2 separate regions of the Homo sapiens genome follow, and region 2 is linked to region 1. A link is a loop called in an ENCODE intact Hi-C map of the cell type or tissue named here. Cell type or tissue: mammary epithelial cell. All regions are shown on one strand. Links, peaks and the distances in the headings refer to the core of each region. The heading gives the core; the rest is flanking DNA.

What was found. Hi-C counts contacts between places; a loop is a spot of excess contacts. Peaks named below come from ENCODE experiments on the same cell type or tissue, not always from the same donor. Only the 100,000 strongest peaks of a DNase experiment are listed, where the experiment ranks them.
Region 2: a loop joins it to region 1, with 2.4 times the contacts of the local background. A loop is called at or near these places in 3 of 110 quality-filtered maps.

The regions. Positions count from the first base shown.
Region 1 is chr2:170,404,173-170,414,226 of GRCh38, forward strand. MYO3B (myosin IIIB) reads left to right here. Exons shown (of 35, transcript NM_138995.5): 20 at 75-228; 21 at 1,373-1,461; 22 at 3,543-3,672. Among named protein-coding and RNA genes, the nearest start is that of MYO3B-AS1, 58 kb to the left of the region's middle. In mammary epithelial cell, for the core only: a CTCF peak has its summit at 5,071 (motif pointing right); no DNase peak of the experiment used is centred there; H3K27me3 peaks cover 464 bases.
Region 2 is chr2:170,868,997-170,879,050 of GRCh38, forward strand. No RefSeq gene overlaps it. Among named protein-coding and RNA genes, the nearest start is that of GORASP2, 55 kb to the right of the region's middle. RefSeq lists an enhancer at 4,608-4,667. In mammary epithelial cell, for the core only: a CTCF peak has its summit at 4,410 (motif pointing left); a DNase peak (open chromatin) is centred at 4,405.

The sequences.
Region 1 (10,054 bases), core at 3,814-6,313:
GTCCATGTCAAAGTATCCTGGTGGTCCCAAGGCTAGTTTTGGGCTGGAGAGAATCACAATCCATTTCCCTCCAGATGGAATATCAGAATGAAGGCATTGATGCTGTACCCGTGGAATATGAGGACAACCGCCCGCTCTTGGACATGTTCCTCCAGAAACCCCTGGGACTGCTTGCACTTTTGGATGAGGAAAGTCGGTTTCCCCAAGCAACTGACCAGACCCTGGTTGGTAGGTAACTTCTGAGAAACAGGCATATACATTTAGAACAAAACTTGGCTTGTGTCATCAATTGAGTGTACTTTAATGAATTTACCTTACATATTTTGTTTATATGGTGGTTTGTAAGAATATAGGCCTTCTTTTTCATTGAATTGAAGTGTTGTGGTAGAATTTGAATGTTAAAGCAAACCCATCGCTATTCCTAACACCTTCCCACTTTCCTATTCTTGCCAACATGATTAGCATTACCCCCATGTTGATTTCATTTTTACACCTTCCTCTCTCTTCTTTCCTATAGGCAATGTTTGCTTCTCCTCCTTTGTGTGCCCCCATCTCATGTCTTCCCCTGTACCCCCATCCACCTCTAATCTGATTTCATGCAGAAGCCCTTTCCAGTCTCCTGACTTCCAGGCTCCTACCTGCCCCATCTACCCTGGACATCCCAGCTAGTTTAGTCTTTCTAAAGCCACCTTCTCATTAGGTTACTATTATCTACAGGATGAATATAGGGCACCTCGTCCTGACATCAAAGGCCCTCTATTCTGTACCCTATTCTTGAATCTTCAGTGTTTTTCACAACCTTTGTTCCTCACTTAGATTGCGAGGTGCTTGGGGCAATGAAGCCTCAGTCTTTATGTGCCTTTAGTGCTTAGCAGTTTCTCATACTTAGTAAGCTTTCAACCACAATAGCAAAGATCGTGTGTTAAAGGAGGAACAAAAAGTTTCAAGCCTTTTCCCCAGCTGGAAAATTGATTTGTGGCAGAGATTCACTTTTATGAGTTGAAATTATAACCCTCAGTGGTTTTCTTTTATATATAACATTGTCACAAGTTGTCCAGATGAGTTTAAACCAGGTTCTAAAACTAACTGGCAGGGCCTCTGGTGTCATCAGTGTCCATGCTAGGAGTTCTTAGAAACAGCAGGAGAATATACGATCTTAGAGCACAGCCTGACATTAAGACAATGCTACACAACTAAGCAAGGATATAATGATAAATGCCCATCATATCGGTGATCTTTCTCCACCCTTGTTAATATCAAGGCCTTATTCTGAAAGCCCTTATTCTGAGTCATTCATGGCTTGAGGAACAAGTTTTTGTTTGAAAGAGGAAATAATTCACATTGTAACTCTCCAACATAAAAATCCACACAGATAAATTTGAAGATAATCTACGATGCAAATACTTCTGGAGGCCCAAAGGAGTGGAACTGTGCTTTGGCATTCAGCATTATGCTGGAAAGGTGAGGCCAGTGTGACAGTTATTAGACCTGAATTTGGCAAAGGGTAAGTGTCTGTATTACCCTGTCTGTGCTGCTCATGAAATTGCTTACAGATTTCTTTCCCATTTTAATTCTTCCTGAATACCTAATCATAATTCTTAAAGTTTCTCAGTGGTGCCACTCACAGAAAGTTGCCCCTGGCATAGAAGCAATTTCTCACTGGGGTGGCCCACAGTGTTGCCATCTGCTTCTCACCTGAGGTTTGGCCTAGAACTGACAGCTCTCCAGAGAGAAAACACATTACAGCTTTTTGCGGTGTTTAGCAGTAAATGTTCACATTCTAAAGTCATTTGGAGACATGTAGGTAATGCAGGAAGGTTAATATCACAGTGGGACTCAATTTTTAGTACTTTAATCATATGTCTAAGGGCCCCAAAATGTCCAGATGAAAAGAAAAAAAAATTCACATTATTATCCAGATGTTAAGCTTTTACAACTTAACTGAAATGTCCACTTTTCATACATTATGCCTCAGTCTCAATTTCAAGTTCCTGAAGCAGATTAGTGACTGATTCAGGAAATTCCCTATCCCATAACCACAAGTTCCTTGCTTATGTTACTCCCAAAGGAGCCATTTGAATTATGGCTGATTGGTTCCTCTGGGCTCTGCTGAGGCTGTAGGTCCAGAAAATTGGTAGGAGTTCAATAAAAGACATTTTTGATTATTTTATTAATTTCAGATGTATTGAAATTGTCATTCATATTCACATCATGGCATTGGAACTGATTTTCCTAACTGGATGTTGGGAAATTCTAGTACAAGGGAAGGGGATTATTTTTCTCTCCACATAGTACTTTATGGTATCTATTTTGGATCTTTGTTAGACATTGCAATTCAGTTTTTGCCCTTAAATATTTTATTTACCTTAGCATATTAAGGTCCTCCTCAGAGTCTGAAATACCAGCATCTACCCTGATTCCCCTCCCCATTCCTCTTTTCTGCCTCCCATTCCTGTCCTCCTCTTCTCACCTCTCTGTCCTTTTATAACTATGTCCTACCCACCCGTCTTCTTGACTCTTACTATTTTCCTTTCTTGATTTTAGGGGAAAAACTTTTTTTATTTTTATTTTTTCTGGCCTCTGTGTCCTTTGCTGCATCCATTTGCCATTCAAAGCTTATTTGTAGAGAAGGAATTCTCTGAGGGTGTTCCTTAAAATTTATCTGAACTGGATCCCCTCTGTTCTGAGAACCAAGAACTACTCAGCATCCTTGAGTGATCACTCAGATCTCATGAGGACCTAGGGAGGCAGTGAGAGTACTTAAAGTGGTTGTGAGCATAGAGTCAAACTGCCTGAGTTTTGATACCTACCTACCACTTGTGAAATGTGTGACCGTGGGCACATTACTCAGCCTCTTCCTAAGTCTCTGCCTGCCTACCAGTAAAATGGAGATAATAATAGTGTTTACCTCATAGGATGGATGCTTTGCACATGGTATCTAATATATTTTAATAATTATTCTGATGTGATTTATCTTTGATAGTAGTCTTCAAAAAGCAACTAGACAGGCCAGGTGCGGTGGCTAACACCTGTAATCCCAGCACTTTGGGAGGCCGAGGCGGGTGGATCACGAGGTCAGGAGATCAAGACCATCCTGGCTAACACAGTGAAACCCCATCTCTGCTAAAAATACAAAAAATTATCTGGGCGTGGTGACATGTACCTGTGGTCCCAGCTACTCGGGAGGCTGAGGCAGGAGAATCACTTGAACCCGGGAGGCGGAGGTTGCAGTGAGCCAAGATCATGCCACTGCACTCCGGCCTGGGTGACAGAGTAAGACTCCATCTCAAGAAAGAAAAAAACAAAACAACAACAAAAGAAAACCCATAAAAAACAAAAACCAAAGCAACTAGACAATAAGTTAAGATAAACTGGTCTGTCAACATCATAATTATTCCCTTTATCTGGTGCTCTGGATATGAAAGCTATGTAAAGATGAGTTCTATATAGAGGTTGATTAACAACTGGTTAGGCAAGTTGCCAGTGTCACCAATGACGGACAGTTGACTTGGCTAATTTGCCGTTTGCTATTCATGTTACAGGTATTATATGATGCTTCTGGGGTTCTTGAGAAAAATAGAGACACTCTCCCTGCCGATGTGGTTGTGGTCCTGAGAACGTCAGAAAACAAGCTTCTTCAGCAGCTCTTCTCAATCCCTCTGACCAAAACAGGTACTTGGGAACCCTCTGATAGCCCTGCTCTTAAAGCTTTTGCAAGACCAGGTGAAATTTTCCAGTTAGTGTCTGAATACTGCCAGGGCTGCACCGCTAACATTGAACTTCTTTAAGCAGGAGTAAGGGTCTAAATTCAAGAAAAGGAAAATGTTTGTTTCTTTTGTAATTGAATTGTGCAGCATCCGTGTGTACACAGACACGTGTAGCTGCACACATAAACATACATACACTATCCATAACATCAACTCTTAGACTTTCTTGTCCTTCTTTTCATTCTTCCCTTTATAAAGCCATACGATATCATTAATTCATGCTAAGCAATCTAGGATAGTCTCAGTTTACCAAAACTTATCAGGAAGATTATTTCTACTTGTGTGTCATTCCAAGTTAAAGGAGTGTGTTGAATCAGAGTTCAGGGGATCCTCAAAGATCACCTTGGTCCAATTTCTACCCAGTTATGACCCCACCCTACCTCTCTCCTAACCAATTTGGAACAGGTCCATCACCTATGTATGTGGCCTTTGCCTACTTACAGTTACCTTCTGTTTAATTGCTGTCAGTCCTCATGCCAAAAAAGCAGGAAACTAGGGCCAAAGAACAGAACTTCCAGGTCTTAACTGTTTTTCCAAATGGATTCTAATTGAGTCAACCTTTTAGAATGTACCTGGGATTCTGCTGCTTTTAGCTGGGCGGCCAACTCAGCCTTCTCACAGCTCTACTCTCAAGGGCTTTGTGTTTTTTAGGCTAGGTCTGGAAATAGCAGTGGGCATGCTTTTAAGAAAAAGAGGAAGAGAAACCTTTTTATCACTGTTCATTGTTCACTATTTCCTCTTCTTTTCTTCCCACATCCCTCTTAACTGGCTGCCAGGTCTGATTTTTAGCAGCTTGCAGAGGAATGAAAAGCCTGGCTAAGAAAAAAAAAAAAGCCACAGTCTACAGCCTTTGCTTCATCTTAACTTGGAAGGAAAGTTGAAATCCGGCTCTTTTTTCAGACATGCTCCTGTAAACAGAACTAGTAGCAGTGCCCATCAGAAGGCTGCCCTCCAGCTTCCATTCCAGACCTTCCTTGGAGCAGCCGGGGTTTAATTCAATATGGAATCCCAGGAGCTCGGGGCAGGTGTGGAAAGGGCTATCTGGTGTTTCCTTACCAGAGACCCAGGGATGTAGACTCCTCATCAGGCGACTTCAGCACAGAGGTGAAGAGACAGCCATTATTGATAGGGGACATGCTCTCTGGGAAAAAAATCTATCCAAATAACTCTTCAGCTGGCATTTACATCCTCCCACAAATATTAATAACGACTTGTCAAATCTGTTCACAACTTCGGAATTTCCGATTTTTCAACCTTTGGCAAAATAAAAACCATTTAACAGCCTGGACCACTAGGGGGCGCTATGCAGAAAGTAAGGCCCTGCAGCCGGTCTCTGTTCTCCCTTGATTCACCCAACTGCGGGAGGAACAGGAACAAAGAGATAACCTCCGCCGCTGCGTCTTTTTTACCCCTCCCAAAGAGCTTTCCTCTTGTTTCTGAATCTTGTTTTGAAACTACACTCCACACCACTTGATAGAAACAAAAGTGAAAAATAAGACTAGACACAAACGTGATGTACCAATAGGCTTCCCAGTATTCCTGAGCTATATATTATGCATAGTAATTTCCTTTGAGATCCTAAGCTTGAGTATAGCTTAGGATTCTCCACATTTTGAGTATAGTTAAGAAGCCACAAACATCAAAACTTATAAGCATGATTGTGTTTTCTTTTTCTGGAATTATTTATGTAGGAATGAATTCAATCAACAAACATTTAAAGAACAGCTTCTAGTAATAAGGTACTTTTTAGGCAACGAGGGAAATATAGGAGTAAAGGTAATACGGCTTTGCCGTACACCAACTAGAACTTTCTTTTAACTTCATTTTCTATATGGAATTTTCTATACAGAATTGGGCACTAATTTATCTCCTTATGACAATAGTTGCCCTCAAACCTCGATTCTAACATGATTGTGCATCCTGTGTTGAATGTCAGAATATTACTTTTCTAAATTTTAAAACGTTCATAGTCTATATTTTTGGGGGTTATTATGTTACAGCCTTTGAAGATGGGAAACCTCACTGGACAGAAATAAGTTATGCTGTTCTTTGCCAATGCTTGTTTCAGGCATGTCCCTCTCGTGAAGGGGAAGGTGCCTATACATCTTGATGTTCCCACTAGAAGCAAGATCCCACACTATCCTGGCACTTTGGAAAAGAATATGCTAATATTTTCAATGCATAAGAAACCATTTTCTTGTCACTTTTATTTTTCCTTGCTTTAATTGTTTTATCGAAATTAAATGGAGCACTAGTTCAGTAAGCATATATATTATGGTCAATTACTTTACAAACCTCTTTTGAGGAATGAACTACAGGGAGGAAGGAAAAAGATCAAAGTTGAGGCCAGGCGCGGTGGCTCACGCCTGTAATCCCAGCACTTTGGGAGGCCGAGGCAGGCGGATCACAAGGTGGGTGGATCACGAGGTCAGGAGTTCGAGACCAGCCTGGCCAACATAGTGAAACCCCGTCTCTACTAAAAATACAAAAAATTAGCCGGGTGTGGTGGCGGGCACCTGTAATCCCAGCTACTAGGGAGTCTGGAGCAGGAGAATTGCTTGAACCCAGGAGGTGGAGGTTGCGGTGAGCCAAGACCATGCCATTGCACTCCAGCCTGGGAACAGTGCAAGACTCCGTCTCAACAAAAAAAAAGAAAAAAAAAAAAAAAAAAACTTGGGAAACCTTAGAGGCAATTAGCTCAAAGCATAAAAGGAGGTCCAGTGCTGGACTCCTCAATTTTGAAAGAGGAGAAGACGTTTGTTAGGAAGACCCCTAAGAGATGTTGGCAGTGGTCTGGCTCCTGATCTTGGTGGTGGTTACATGTATGCTTGCATTATATTTATTATGCTGTACATTTATGTTTTGCATACTTTTTTGTGTGTGCATTCTGTGTCATAGTAATGTTGGGTTTTTTTCTCCAAAAGATAGAGAAGACCCCTTAAAATACAAAGAGAAAAAAAAAGCTTGATGTGGTAGCGCATGGCTAGAGTCCCAGCTACTCAGGAGGCTGAGGCAGGAGAATCACTTGAGCCCAGGAGTTCAAGGCCGGTCTGGGCAACACAGTGACACCCCCCATCTCTGAAAAAAAATTAGAATTAAAATTGTTTAAATGCAAAGAAAAACTTTAATTTCTTTATCGAAGGATTCCTGACAGTTAACTTGAGGTTTTCTGGTAGCTAGATTGCCACTGTCCTTTGCTTTCAAAACAGCCCCAGGATCACTTTCCTGTTCTTTCAAGTTACCTCCTCTCTGGGTTGCTGGGCAGGTAACATTCCCTTCATTAGTATATATCAAAAAAAGTATAGTCATGCATAGCTTAATGATGGGGATGCATTCTGAGAAATGCATCGTTAGTTGATTTCATCGTTGTACAAACATCATAGAGTTCTTACACAAACCTAAATGATATAATCTACTATACATCTAGGCTATATGTTGTAGTCTACTGTTCTCGGGCTGTAAACCTGTACAGTATGTTACTATACTGAATGTTGTAGTTAATTGTAAGACAATGCCAAGTATTTGTGTATCTAAACATATCTAAACATAGAAAAGGTACAGTACAACTATGGTATGATAATGTTACAGGACCACCAGTTTATATGCAGTCCATTGTTGACCAAAATGTACATGGCGCATGACACTACTGGGGCTTGATTTAATTTCTTATCAAGGTTGAGAGGATCAACCTCGGTGTGTATATGTGCAATCATAATATAAAATCATAGAGAGTAATCCAGTTGGTATTTTCTTGTTTCCAGCTCCCACTTTCCAGACTATTGAAGAGATTAAAAAGCATGAGGAGTAGAATAAGGAGGCCCAAGGTCACCAGGAGACAGGGCTCCTCCCAGGTTTCTGCAGCCCCCTTCTGCTTACACCTGGCTGCATCTGGCTGTGGAGCTGCCTGTGCCTGAGAGGCACACTCTCACTGCAAGGTTCTCAGTGACCTTGTGGTAAAAGGAGGCAGCCACAGTCAATATGAATTCTCTCTGTTCTCTTCTCATGCTTATGCAGCCAGCCTTTTGCCTGCAGATGGGCCACTTCAGACATGATGAAATGTTCTTTGTAATACTTCCTATTGATAGGAAATCCTCTGAAGATTTTAGGTGTGAAAATTTGAAGTAGCAGCAACACTGCTTTCTAACCCTTCGGCTGAGACTTTTCAAACTGAATGATCTAGATAGAAAAACATTAAAAGGAAGGATGTTATAACATGGTTTCAAGGCATATTTTCCTGTTTGGGTAATGTTCCACTTGCAACTAGTAAACTGAGAGAAAAGCTTAAAAGGCTCAGGGGAAGAAAGAAACAGAGTTTCAAAAAGAACTTGAAAATTCATTTTTGTCTTTGAATCATGAATTCTGACTTCCAAATAGTAGTTTGGGGTGTTAAAGAAGTTATGAACTTGGGAGAAACTAGGAAAAATAAGAATAGCACCAGAGGGAACATTCTCTGAACCTCAAAGTTTGATTTTTGCTTCAGAACCTAGAACTGAGTTTTACCCTCATTGCCTTCTTCTGTCTGAAGACTCAGGTCTCTTCCATGGGATTTGATTTGCAGTGAAAATCAACAATAAAGTATCTGTTTATTGACTTCTATTTGCTCCTCTTTTTTTGGATGGGGGAGACAAGATGAGCCCCTACATTGTCATATCTGTAAAGCACTATAACACCTTCACTGCTGAAATCCTTGCAGTCAGTTTTCCGAGTCCTGATTCTGTAATGCCCAAAATGAATTAAGCTCTTAAGAGAGCGCCTTTTGGTATCCATCTCTCAGTTTCCATTTTCCACTTATGGCTGTTGGTCTATCCTGATAGTTTAGCAAAAGGGTCTAGCAGATGAGCTGAATCTAATTGACAAAATTTCAGGGCCACAGACATGGATAGTGCTGGCTCTTCCTGAAATGGAGGCTCTGATGAGCCAGCCCCATCAGGGAGGCCTGGGGAGTGAGTTCCTCCTTACAAAGAGACCCACTTCTTTCTATTTAATTTGGGAAGTGTATCTCAGTCAATAGATAATTATGTATTGAGAATCTGTCTAGATATGGTGCTATGTATAGGTTATTTCTAGAAGTAACACAACAAAGTCCCAGCTAGAATGGCCAGAGATCAATAGTGCCAAATCCCAAAATGTATAAAAGATGAACAAAAAATCTACATTCTGAACAGGCATGCAAATCCATAAGTGAAGCAATATAACAACTATATCCATACAAATAAAAATAGAAGGAAATGTCAGGGAAATGTCATGGGTAAACATGAGGAAAGACTTCTTTTAACTAAGAAAGGCTTATTGGAGTGGTGTCTGTTTGTTTGTTTTTAGTAGAGACTAGAGAAAATTGGACAGTCTGGGAGTAATGAGGCATTCTAAGCCAGGGCCTACAGCACTGGAAAGGAGAAGGGAGTGGAAGTTAGATGATTAAATGAATAGGACAAGGAGGAAAGACCTCTTTGGGCAGAGGGAGGTTGTGAGGAGGAAGAAATGATGGCAGGCTGCTGAGCAGAGGATGGCTCGTGATGCTGATCTGAACTGCCGTGAGTGGTGGGGCTGTGCTCTTGAAGAGCACAGCTTTAGGGTGAGAAAGGAAAACTTGAACAAGGGTGTTAGAGACTGACTAGTGAGAGCCAGGGTGCACCCACGGTGTTGTGTGTATATCTGTGTATGAATAGGTGCTCAGTTAATACTTTCACATTCTAGATTTAGATTTAGGATCCAGTTTGAGTAAATTTCTGTATAAAATGTAAGGTTAAGATGTTTTGGTTTTTTTCTTCATAACTATGCCTAGTTGTTCCAAAACCATTTGTTGAAATAACTATCCTTAGGCCGGGTGCGGTGGCTCATGCCTGTAATCCCAGCACTTTGGGAGGCCGAGGCGGGTGGATCACGAGGTCAGGAGATCAAGACCATCCTAGCTAACATAGTGAAACCCTGACTCTACTAAAAATACAAAAAAATTAGCCAGGTGTGGTGGTGGGCGCCTGTAGTCCCAGCTACTTGGGAGGCTGAGGCAGGAGAATCGCATGAACCTGGGAGGCGGAGGTTGCAGTGAGCCGAGATCACGCCACTACACTCAAGCCTGGGTGACAGAGCGAGACTCCATCTCAAAAAAATAAATAAATAAAATAACTATCCTTTCTCCATTGAATTGCTTTTGCACCATTGTCAAAAATCAATTGGTTATTATTTATGTGGTTCTGTTTCATTGATCAAACTATCTCCCTCTTCACCAATACCACACTATTGCAGATTCATAGTAAGTCTTTTTCTTGAGATGGAGTTTCACTCTTGTC
Region 2 (10,054 bases), core at 3,263-5,762, 460 kb after region 1:
TCATTTGGGTCATTTTCTTTTTTCCTGATCTGCATGTGTTTGAACTTTTCCTTATTGAAGCCTATTAATAGCCCCTCTCTAGAAGGAGCTCTCTAACTTTGTCTGCTTCGTGGGCATCATTTCTGAGGCTGGTTTGAAAGCACAATGATCCAGGTGATTTGCTGCTTTGAGGATGGCAACAGTAACTCTTAGATAAAACAGACTTTGTTAAACAGGAAATGTTCCAGTCACACCCCAGGGCTCTGCCTCTAGGCATTATGACTCTGTTATCTCTTACACATAAAGGATACCAGATACATGCATCAAAATGTACCTGCCAGAATCTTAAATCCTTTAATCTGAGCAAATGATATAAAGCAAATTTATAAAGAAAATCTCACTATATTTTTGGCTGAAAAGTGGAATTCTTTAAAATAAATGTGGTATGCAAGGTTGCTTTAATATTCCAATAAAACCACTTCAAAATTCCTATTCCCGGTTCCCTCGTTCTCCATAATGGACATTTGTGTTTTATGCCTGCCAGGCATCTATTGTTTCTTCTTCTGGTCATATCGCCTTCATTTTTCTTTGAGAAAATATTCTTTCTTCATTCTTTCCCAATGAAAGTAAAGGGATGAGCTCACCTTCTGATTCCAGAGATAGTCACCCAACTCAAGTGTGGTCAATCAAGGCATTCTAATCCTCTGGGCAAAACGGATGGACACCTGACCCTAGACAGGCTGATGAGATTCCTGAGGTGAGATCATGAAGCCCCAGACCAGTACTGCAGGCTGTACAAGCTTCCTGAGGCCTCACCAGAAGCAGAGCAGATACTGGCACCATGCTTGTATAGCCTGCAGAACTGTGAGCCAGTTAAACCTCTTTTCTTTATAAATTATGCAGTCTCAGGTATTCCTCTGGGGAGCCCTCAAAGAAACTGTGTGTGGGTGATATGGTTTGGATGTTTGTTCCCTGCAAATCTCACGTTGAAATGTAATCCCCAATGATGGAGGTGGGGTCTGGTGGCCTAACACAGCGGGGGAAAGAAGAGGGCATGAGGAATGGCATTCTACTTTGTAGCAGGTTAATGAGTGGGATTTTCTGTTTGCCCCAAAATTGGTGCTTAGGATCCAATGCTGGAGACAAAAAGGCAGTAAGTACCCCACATTCTAAAGAAAGCGGCTGACCATTGGGATGCTCACCACGCTCACAGCTTACTGGGTGGGGTGGGGTGGGGTGGGGTGGGGTGGGCGTTGAGCTGGCCCTTCTTTTTGTTTTTTGAGATGGAGTCTCACTCTGTTGCCCAGGCTGGAGTACAGTGGTGCGATCTCGGCTCACTGCAATCTCTGCCTCCCGGGTTCAAGCGATTCTCCTGCCTCAGCCTCCTGAGTAGCTGGGACTGCAGGCGCATGCCACCACGCCCGGCTGGTTTTTGTATTTTTAGTAGAGACGGGATTTCACCATGTTGGTCAGGCTGGTCTCGAACTCCTGACCTCAGGTGATCCGCCTGCCTCGGTCTCCCAAAGTGCTGGGATTGCAGGTGTAAGCCACCACGTCTGGCCGAGCTGGCCCTTCTAACACCAGCCATAGCCTCGAACCAGCCCCACAACCCCACCACCTTCTCAGAGAAGAGAGAAGAGATTTGCTAGGGTTGTGAGTTGGGGTCCAACACCCCATTGCAGCTAGAGCCTGGAGGATGAAGAGGAGGCAGCATCCCAGAGGTGATATAGCCCTTCCACTCTGAGGGAAGGTGGAGAGGTTGGGAGAGGACCAGAGCAGTTCACAGCCCTGTCCTGACCACTGCAGTTCCTTTGAGCCATAAGCCTGACAAGATGGGAAAATAGACAGCTTTGAGAAGCTGGAACATCTTTAATAATCAAGGGTGTTCATGAAGTTACGGAATCTAAGCTGGTGGTGGTGCTAAGGGGTCCACTACCTAATGAGAAAGAGATAATAATCTGGAAAGGAGACAAAGACAAATAAAACCAGTTTATGTTTTACCCCACCCAGTTAGGATTGTACAAAAATGTTTACAACTAATTTACAATAATGGCAGAATAAGCACCAGGGATCTTCTTTTTTGGGGGTGGAGGGGCACGGAGTCTTGCTCTGTTGCCCAGGCTGGAGTGCAGTGGCTCAATCTCGGCTCACTGCAACTTCCACCTCCCAGGTTCAAGCAATTCTCCTGCCTCAGCCTCCTGAGTAGCAGGGATTACAGGCACATGCCACCAAGCTAATTTTTGACTAATTTTTGTATTTTTAGTGGAGACTAATTTTTGTATTTTTAGTAGAGACAGGGTTTCACTATGTTGGCCAGGCTGCTTGAACTCCTGACCTCAGGTGATCCACCCGCCTTGGCCTCCCAAACTGCTGGGATTACAGACATGAGCCACCACACCTGGCCGTATTTTTTTTTTTTTTTTTTTTTTTAGGCAGGGCCTCACTCTGTTGCACAGGCTGGAGTACAGTGGTGCAATTATGGTTCATTGCAGCCTTGACCTCCTGGGCTCAAGTGATCCTCTCTGCTCAGCCTCCCGAGTAGCTGAGACTACAGGCACACACCACCACACCCGGCTAATTTTTTGTATTGTTTGTAGAGACAGGGTTTCGCTGTGTTGCCCTGGCTGATTCCAAACCCCTGAGCTCAAGCAATCCTCTCACCTTGGCCTCCCAAAGTGCAGGAATTATAGGCATGGGCCGCCGTGCTGGACCAGTACCAAGGATCTTATTTTCTCCTGATAGTAGTCAAGCTGCCTTACTCTTTCCTATTAGGGAAAAACAAGCTTGATTGTGAATATTTTCCCCCAGATAACTTCAGAGAACAAAAACAAAGAAAAGGGCCCAAAGTAGACTCAACCATTTTATGAGCAGAGAAGGACAAAGAACTTCGACTAGATTTCTATGTTCTTACACACTGAAAGGAAGGAGTGAAAGGACAGGCTGTGGGGTCCAATCAAGGCAATGGCTCCATGATGCCAGGGCATGGTGTTAGTGAAGTGAACAGTGGAGCATGGCCTGCAGACCTAGAAGAGCATCTCCCATGTTGGGCCACTGTGCAGCCCGGGGGACCTTTGGCACATCACAGCAAGAGCTGGAGAATGCCTCCCGGCAGGGCTGAAAGAAATGGTGAATTTCTCGTGGTGCCTGAGGGCACGGCATCCCCACCTGGGCCTTTGGTTTTTTTAAGTTTTATTTTCTTCTTAACTGACAAATAATAATTATATATATTTATGGGGTATAATGTGATGTTTTGATACATGTGTACATTGTGGAATGATCAAATCAGGCTGATTAACTTATCCATCACTTCAAATATTTTTTGTTTCTTTGTGGTAAAACATTTAAAATTCATTCCTTTAGCTATTTAGAAATATGCGATACATTATTATTAACTATAGTCAGTCACCATGCCATGTAATAGATCACCAGAAAAGCATACCTGGAGTTTCCTCAGATAATGCATACGGGGTAGCCTGAATAAATAGGTTTTTACTACTAATGTTGTAACCCTATTTTTCCTTCCATGCAGATGTGGCCTGGGGAAAGATGGGAAAAAGGAGACCGGAGGCAAAACTCCAATCTCTCCTCCCTTCAAGCTGATCTAAAAACTCACTTTTTTCTGTGTGTTGTGGCTCACACCTGTAGTCTCAGCACTTTGGGAAACTGGGGCAGGAGGATCACTTGAAGCCAAGAGTTCGAGACCAGCCTGGGCAATATAGCGAGACCCTGTCTCTACAAATGAATAAAATAAAACTCACTTTTAAAGTACAAACTGCTTTGCATTCCCTGGAAATGGCAATGTATTTGATAGGCATTAGCTTTAGTTTTTATTTCATGGAGCAAATCCTTGTAACCTCTCACTTCTTAGGCCACACCATGCCCTCCGCCTGCGTAGACACTCGTGCACTGCATAGGCCCTGTGTTAAATCCCGCTTAATTGATAGTAGAGATTTTCTTCTCCTACTGCTCCTCCTTCCAAAGTAAATTTAAAATGGAGCAAACTTGAAAGAAAAAAAGAGGGAGAGAGAGACAAAGGGAGAAAGAAGAAGGAAAGAAAAGAAAAGGAAATCTATGGCTTAACTTCTTACTTGTGGGCCTTGGAGAAAATCAGCTGAAAGAAAGGGGTGGGAGGAGGTGAGAGTTAACTGGTGCTCAGTGGACTCCAATTACAACCTAATGGCAAACTGGGGAAAGCACAGACTTCTTGTCTTACTCTAGTCAGGGGGGTCTGAAAGAAGCTGCAATCCCCTTGGGAGGGAGACTTAGAAAGGCGCCTTGTTTTAGTGTTACTTTTAGAGTAGTGGGGGCCGTGATGCTGGTGAGTGGAATAAACAGGAAAAAGAAAAGCAAAAGAACGCTTCCTTTGTGCGTTTTTAACAGGAAAGCCCTCATTGTCTCCTCAGGCTCCACAGACGCCACCTAGTGGGCAAACAACCAGCTGACACTCAGCCGGCAGCTGGGGTCAGCCAGAGTTGACATTTCACGTCGCCCTTACTTCACCTGCCCAGTGCAGGAGTGTAGACAGCGCTTTAGCTCCTCGAAGGTTGCCCATCACTTTTGGGGCAGAAGCAGCAGCTGATCAGGACTGACGGAAGGTGGCTCGGGAGAACCAGGGAGCCCCAAGAGGTGGGACAGAGCAAAGGGGAGTCCTGGCTGCCGCATGCCAGCCAGGAGTCAGGAACTAGAGAGGCCAAGGACTGGCCAGGGTTCCAGCAACACCAAGGATCTGGAATCTAGGGTATCTGATGAGGCGAGTTGGAACTCAGTGGTCCTCAAAACAGAGGTCTAATGCTTAGAAGGTCATCACTATTCAAGACAGTAGCACCAGCCTGCAGACATGCAGTGGTGAGGTTCATTCTAGGCAGGAAATAGCTCTCCTCTGATCCATGCTATATTTTATACTACTGTGTGTGCCTTTGTGGGCCTGGAGAAGACTTCTGGGGCCCGAGAAAGTCTGGATATAAGGAATATTGAACATAAGTTTACCAATCAGTTGACCTTCAGATAGGGAGGTTAGCCTGGATCATGCAGGCAGGCCCAGGGTCATCACTTGAGTCCTTAAAGGCAGAAGGACTCAGGCATGGCAGAATGAGAAGTCAGTGCACGGCTGCTGTTTTGCAGATGAAGGGGACCACGTAAAAAGGAATATTGGTGGCCGGGCGTGGTGGCTCACGCCTGTAATCCCAGCACTTTGGGAGGCCGAGGCGGGTGGATCACGAGGTCAGGAGATTTTGACCATTCTGGCTAACACATGAAACCCCGTCTCTACTAAAAATACAAAAAATTAGCCGGGCGTGCTGGCAGGCGCCTGTAGTCCCAGCTACTCGGGAGGCTGAGGCAGAAGAATGGTGTGAACCCGGGAGGCAGAGCTTGCAGTGAGCCCAGATCGCGCCACTGCACTCCAGCCTGGGCGACAGAGCGAGACTCTGTCTCAAAAAAAAAAAAAAAAAAGGAATACTAGTGCAGTGGCCTCAAGGAGCTGGGACAATGCCAGACCGAAAGTCAGCAAGGAAGCAAGGACTTCAGACCTACCGCTGCGAGGAACTGGATTCGGCCAGCAACCTGAATGAGCTTGGAGGCACGTCTCCCAGCGAAGCCTGGCAATGGGAGCCCGGCCTCGGGAGCATGCGCATCTAGGCAGTGAGTCCAGCCAAGCCAGCCCAGATTTCTGACCCACTGAACCGTAAGAGAATAAATGGATGTGCTGTAAATTTCCCAATTTATGATAGTCTGTCAAACAGCAATGGAAAACTAAGACCAACCCTAACTGAGTTAGCTGGAATGGAGGGTGACTCAAAAGTTACATGGCATAGCCTCTTGGGCAAACACTCTCCACAGCAGTTGGGAGGCTGAGGTGGGAGGTTCACTTGAGCCCGTGATTTCAAGACCAGCCTGGGCAACATAGTGATAATCTATTGCTACAAAACTTTTTTAAAAAAATTAGCTGGGCCTGGTAGCATGTGCCTGTAATGCCAGCTACTTGAGAGGCTGAGGTGGTAGGATCACTTGAGTCTGGGAGGTGAAGGCTGCAGTGAGCTATTGCACCACTGCAATCCAGCCTGGGTGACAGAGCAAGACCGTGTCTTAGGAAAATTATATTTATTTATTTGTTTATTTAAACACTCTCAACTCAAACAAATTTGAAATGGTTCTATTTTTCTCTAACCACTGCCTTCAACTATATGAAGATACATCTTACTGCCTACTGGATAACAGGTACTCTAATAATATCTTGGGTGTTTCTTCAGCTTCCTGGTCACTCTTAGTTATGAAAAGTCTATTTAATTTAAGGTTCCAACATCATATCTGATTGAAAGCATTCCCTCCCCTCATCACCTGAGAGCTTGTAACTGCAGGGAACTGAGTGGAGGGTGTGACATGAATGACTCTTTTACCCTTCTTCCCCCATATCTTCTGGATGGGGTGGCTGCGGCACAGTCTGCCCTTGAGATACCGTCTCCACAGGACACAGGCTCCTGTGGGCTCTAGCTCCTCTGGGAGGTTGAGTCGGGGGAGGAAGAAGAGAGAAAGGGACAGGTGTCTCCTACTTCACTGGGCGGTGTTGTGGCCTTGTCCCGTGGCTGTCCTGCATCTCTGGCTCTCTTGGGTGCATGAGGTCTTCAGAGGGCTCTTAGCAGGGAGTCTCCCTACTGCACTATTGCCCATGTAAGAGTTCCAGCTCTGGCCCAGCCTCTCTCAATCCCCCTTGGCTCCTGCCAGCCTTCTTGGCCCAACCTCCTTTACCCTCCTCAGGGTCCGTTTGACCAACGCGAATATCATACATCCTTGCCACACCAGCCAGTGGGATTGAATCCTGCTCCACGTTCATCCTCCTCGTTTGACCCTGACATTGTTCTTTCATTTTCATTTCCCCTGCTTAGAAAGGCACAGAACAAATTCACATGTCTACTCCCTAACCAGAAAGACAGCAAGAGAATAAAATATCTAAATCCCCCCTTTTCAAGCTTCCCCACTATCTATGAGTAAATTGCTTAGAAGTCGTCTCCCATTATTTAGCTTGGAGGGGGACGGGCATTCCCTCCCCTTCACTAAAGCAATGTTCCTTGCAAAAATCATTGCACGGCTCACAGGGATGAGGGCTTGAATGATGGATGCAAGTAGGAAAGCCAGTTAAGGCACAGCTTAATACTCCCAAGGGAGGCGCCTAACCCAACGGTTGGTGGCTGTCTTTAGAACATGAGGTACGTAAACCTTTGTCCTCATCTTTGAGCCCCAGTCAGCAATTCCTGGGCTCCAGAAACAGTTCTCACTCAACATCCTGTTTCAAAAGTAAGAAATGGTTGGGCTCATGACTGTAATTCCAGCATTTGGGAGGCTGAGGCGGAGGATCCCTTGAGCCTAGGAGTTCAAGATTTCAGTGAGCTATGATTATGCCACTGCACTCCAGCATGGGCAACACAGTGAGACCTTGTCTCAAAAAAAAAAAAAAAAAAAGGTAAAAGAAATGAAAACTGTCTCAACACAAATGCAAAAGATTTCTTCATTTTTTGCCTAATGACATATAATGTTAATAGATTCACAAGACAGGTATGTAGATGTGTACAAACATTGAAATACATCAACTATACAACACAGGATGAGCATGATAAGGCTTAAAGTTCAGGTAAAAAGAAAAATAAAAGGAAAGGCTAGGAGATTTTAGTGGATGAGCTCGCAATGTGACTTGGCCACCAAAGCACTTAATGAAATCTGTGACCAGACACCTCAGAGTATATAGTGCAGCACAGAATGATAATAGCCTCATTGCTCTCACTCTGCTTGGGCCATATCTGGAGGACAATGTGCAATTCTGGGAACCACCTGGGAAAGAGCAGGTGGTCAAACAATATTGACAGAGCTCAACAAAAAGCAACTGGATGAGAAGGTGCTTATAAGATGCCCCATGGGAATATTTGAACACACTGGGGATTTTTCATTTGGATATGACTTGAGGACGGGGAGAGGAAATGATTGCTCTTTGAAGGGTGTTAGCAGTTCCAGAGAGTAAAGCTAAAGCAAATGAACATATAAGTTACAGAGAGGAAGACTGCAACTCAATACAAGAAGAAACATCAAACTTTTCTAATGATACTAATAGTTATCACTGAGTGCTCACTGTGAGTCTAGCACTCGACTTGTATGAACTCATGAAATCTTCACAGCAACCTATAAGGCGGGTACTATTGTCCTCATTTTATGGATGAGGAGACTGAGTGGCATCAAGATAAGTAACTTGTCCAAGGTTACAAGTTCTTGAGTGTCAGGGTTGATGCAAACCCAGGCAGTCCAGCTCCAGAACCCACAGTTCACCTGCCGCCCTACGCTACCATTCCATGGAGTGGGATGCTCTCCTTCACCCCAAGCATGCAAGGATTACAGGATTTTCTGCACTGGGTTGGAGGTTTGACTAAGAGTTCTCTGAAGTCTTTCCAAATGCTATAAGAAACTAAATGTGATTGTTTTCCATGAAAATAATTTTTCATTTAAAAGTATTCCTTCTTTCATTTGGCAAATATATGTTCACTTAGTATGGGCCAGGCCCCTGTGAATGATAGTATTCATAGATAAAATCCTTCAAAAACCAGCTTCTCTTGTGTATTGAAAACATGACTGATAACTCTTTTATTTATCCCAAACTTTCAGAATCCGTGAAGGAAATAAAGTACATGCATGCCTTTCACCTTTGCAGTGCTGACTGAGTTTGTTGTTAAGCACCAGCTAAACATTTCATAACAGTAGCACTCCAGAGTCTTTTCGGAAACCAAGTCTATGATGACCTATATCTGTACCAAACATTAGTTCCTGGATTTTTTTTTCCTCTGTCACCCAGGCTGTAGTGCAGTGGTGATCTCAGCTCACTGCAACCTCCAGGGTTCAAGCAATCCTCCTTCCTCAGCCTCCTGAGTAGCTGGGACTACAGGCATGCACCACCATACCCAGGTAATTTTGGTATTTTTTGTAGAGACAGGGTTGCGCTACATTACCCAGGCTGGTCTCCAACTCCTGAGCTCAAGCAATCCGCCTGCCTCGGCCTCCCAAAGTGCTGGGGTTATGTGTGTGAGCCACCATGCCCAGCTGGACTTTCTTAAACAGCAGATTATCAATCAATGCCCAGGGAAAACTTGCCCCATCTCTTTAGAAACCCCATAGTAGCCAAGTTTCCTAAGCATCCCAGGAATAGAGCTGTTGTTTCTCCCAAGAGAGCTAACATGTTTCTATTACCTCTTCAAGATGTGGAATCCAGATAGTGTTCTGTTCTGAAGAGTCAGAGAAGTTCTGAGTCACCTGGAGATCATTCCAGGAGGAATAAAAGACTTCTACATGTAACCAGCTTACATCATATCCAAAATAAACACAAGGAATATTTAAGCATGACCAAAATGCTGTAATTATTTAATGACAAAACCACATATAACAGGAGGTGGGGACAGTTATTATAAGAACTGGCTCTGAAGTTTAAGGAAGTTCACTAGTAGAGGGAAACCTGCTCTTTTGTTAGAAAAACAGTCTAGTGGATGGATTGGTTATGAACAACTAGGCTCCTTAGGAATTAACCTAGATGGGAAAGAGTTAAGTAATAAGAGTTCCATTGCTTTTCAAAACAAAATCACAGAAAATTTGAATCTTTCTCTACTGTGCAGGAGACCAAAGTTGTGGAAGTATAGGAGAGAAAGTGAAAGAGAAAGCTCTTGGTGGAGGGGCATCTGGGTACAATGGTGTGTATTCATTTGCTAGGGCTGTGTAACAAAGTATCACAAAGTGGCTTAAATAACAGAAAGGTATTGTCTCACATTTCTAGAGGCTAGAAGTCCAAGATCAAGGTGTTGGCAGAGTTGGTTCCCACTGAGGGAATAATCTGTTCCAGGACTATAGACTTATGGATGGCTATCTTGTCCCTCTGTTGCTTCTTATTATAATCCCTCTATTCGTGTCTGTCTCTGTGTCCAAATGCCCCCTTCTTTTTTTTTAATTTTGAGATGGAGTTTTGCTCTTGTTGCCCAGGCTGGAGTGCAGTGGCACAATCTCAGCTCATTGCAACCTCCGCCTCCCGGGTTCAAGCGATTTTCCTGCCTCA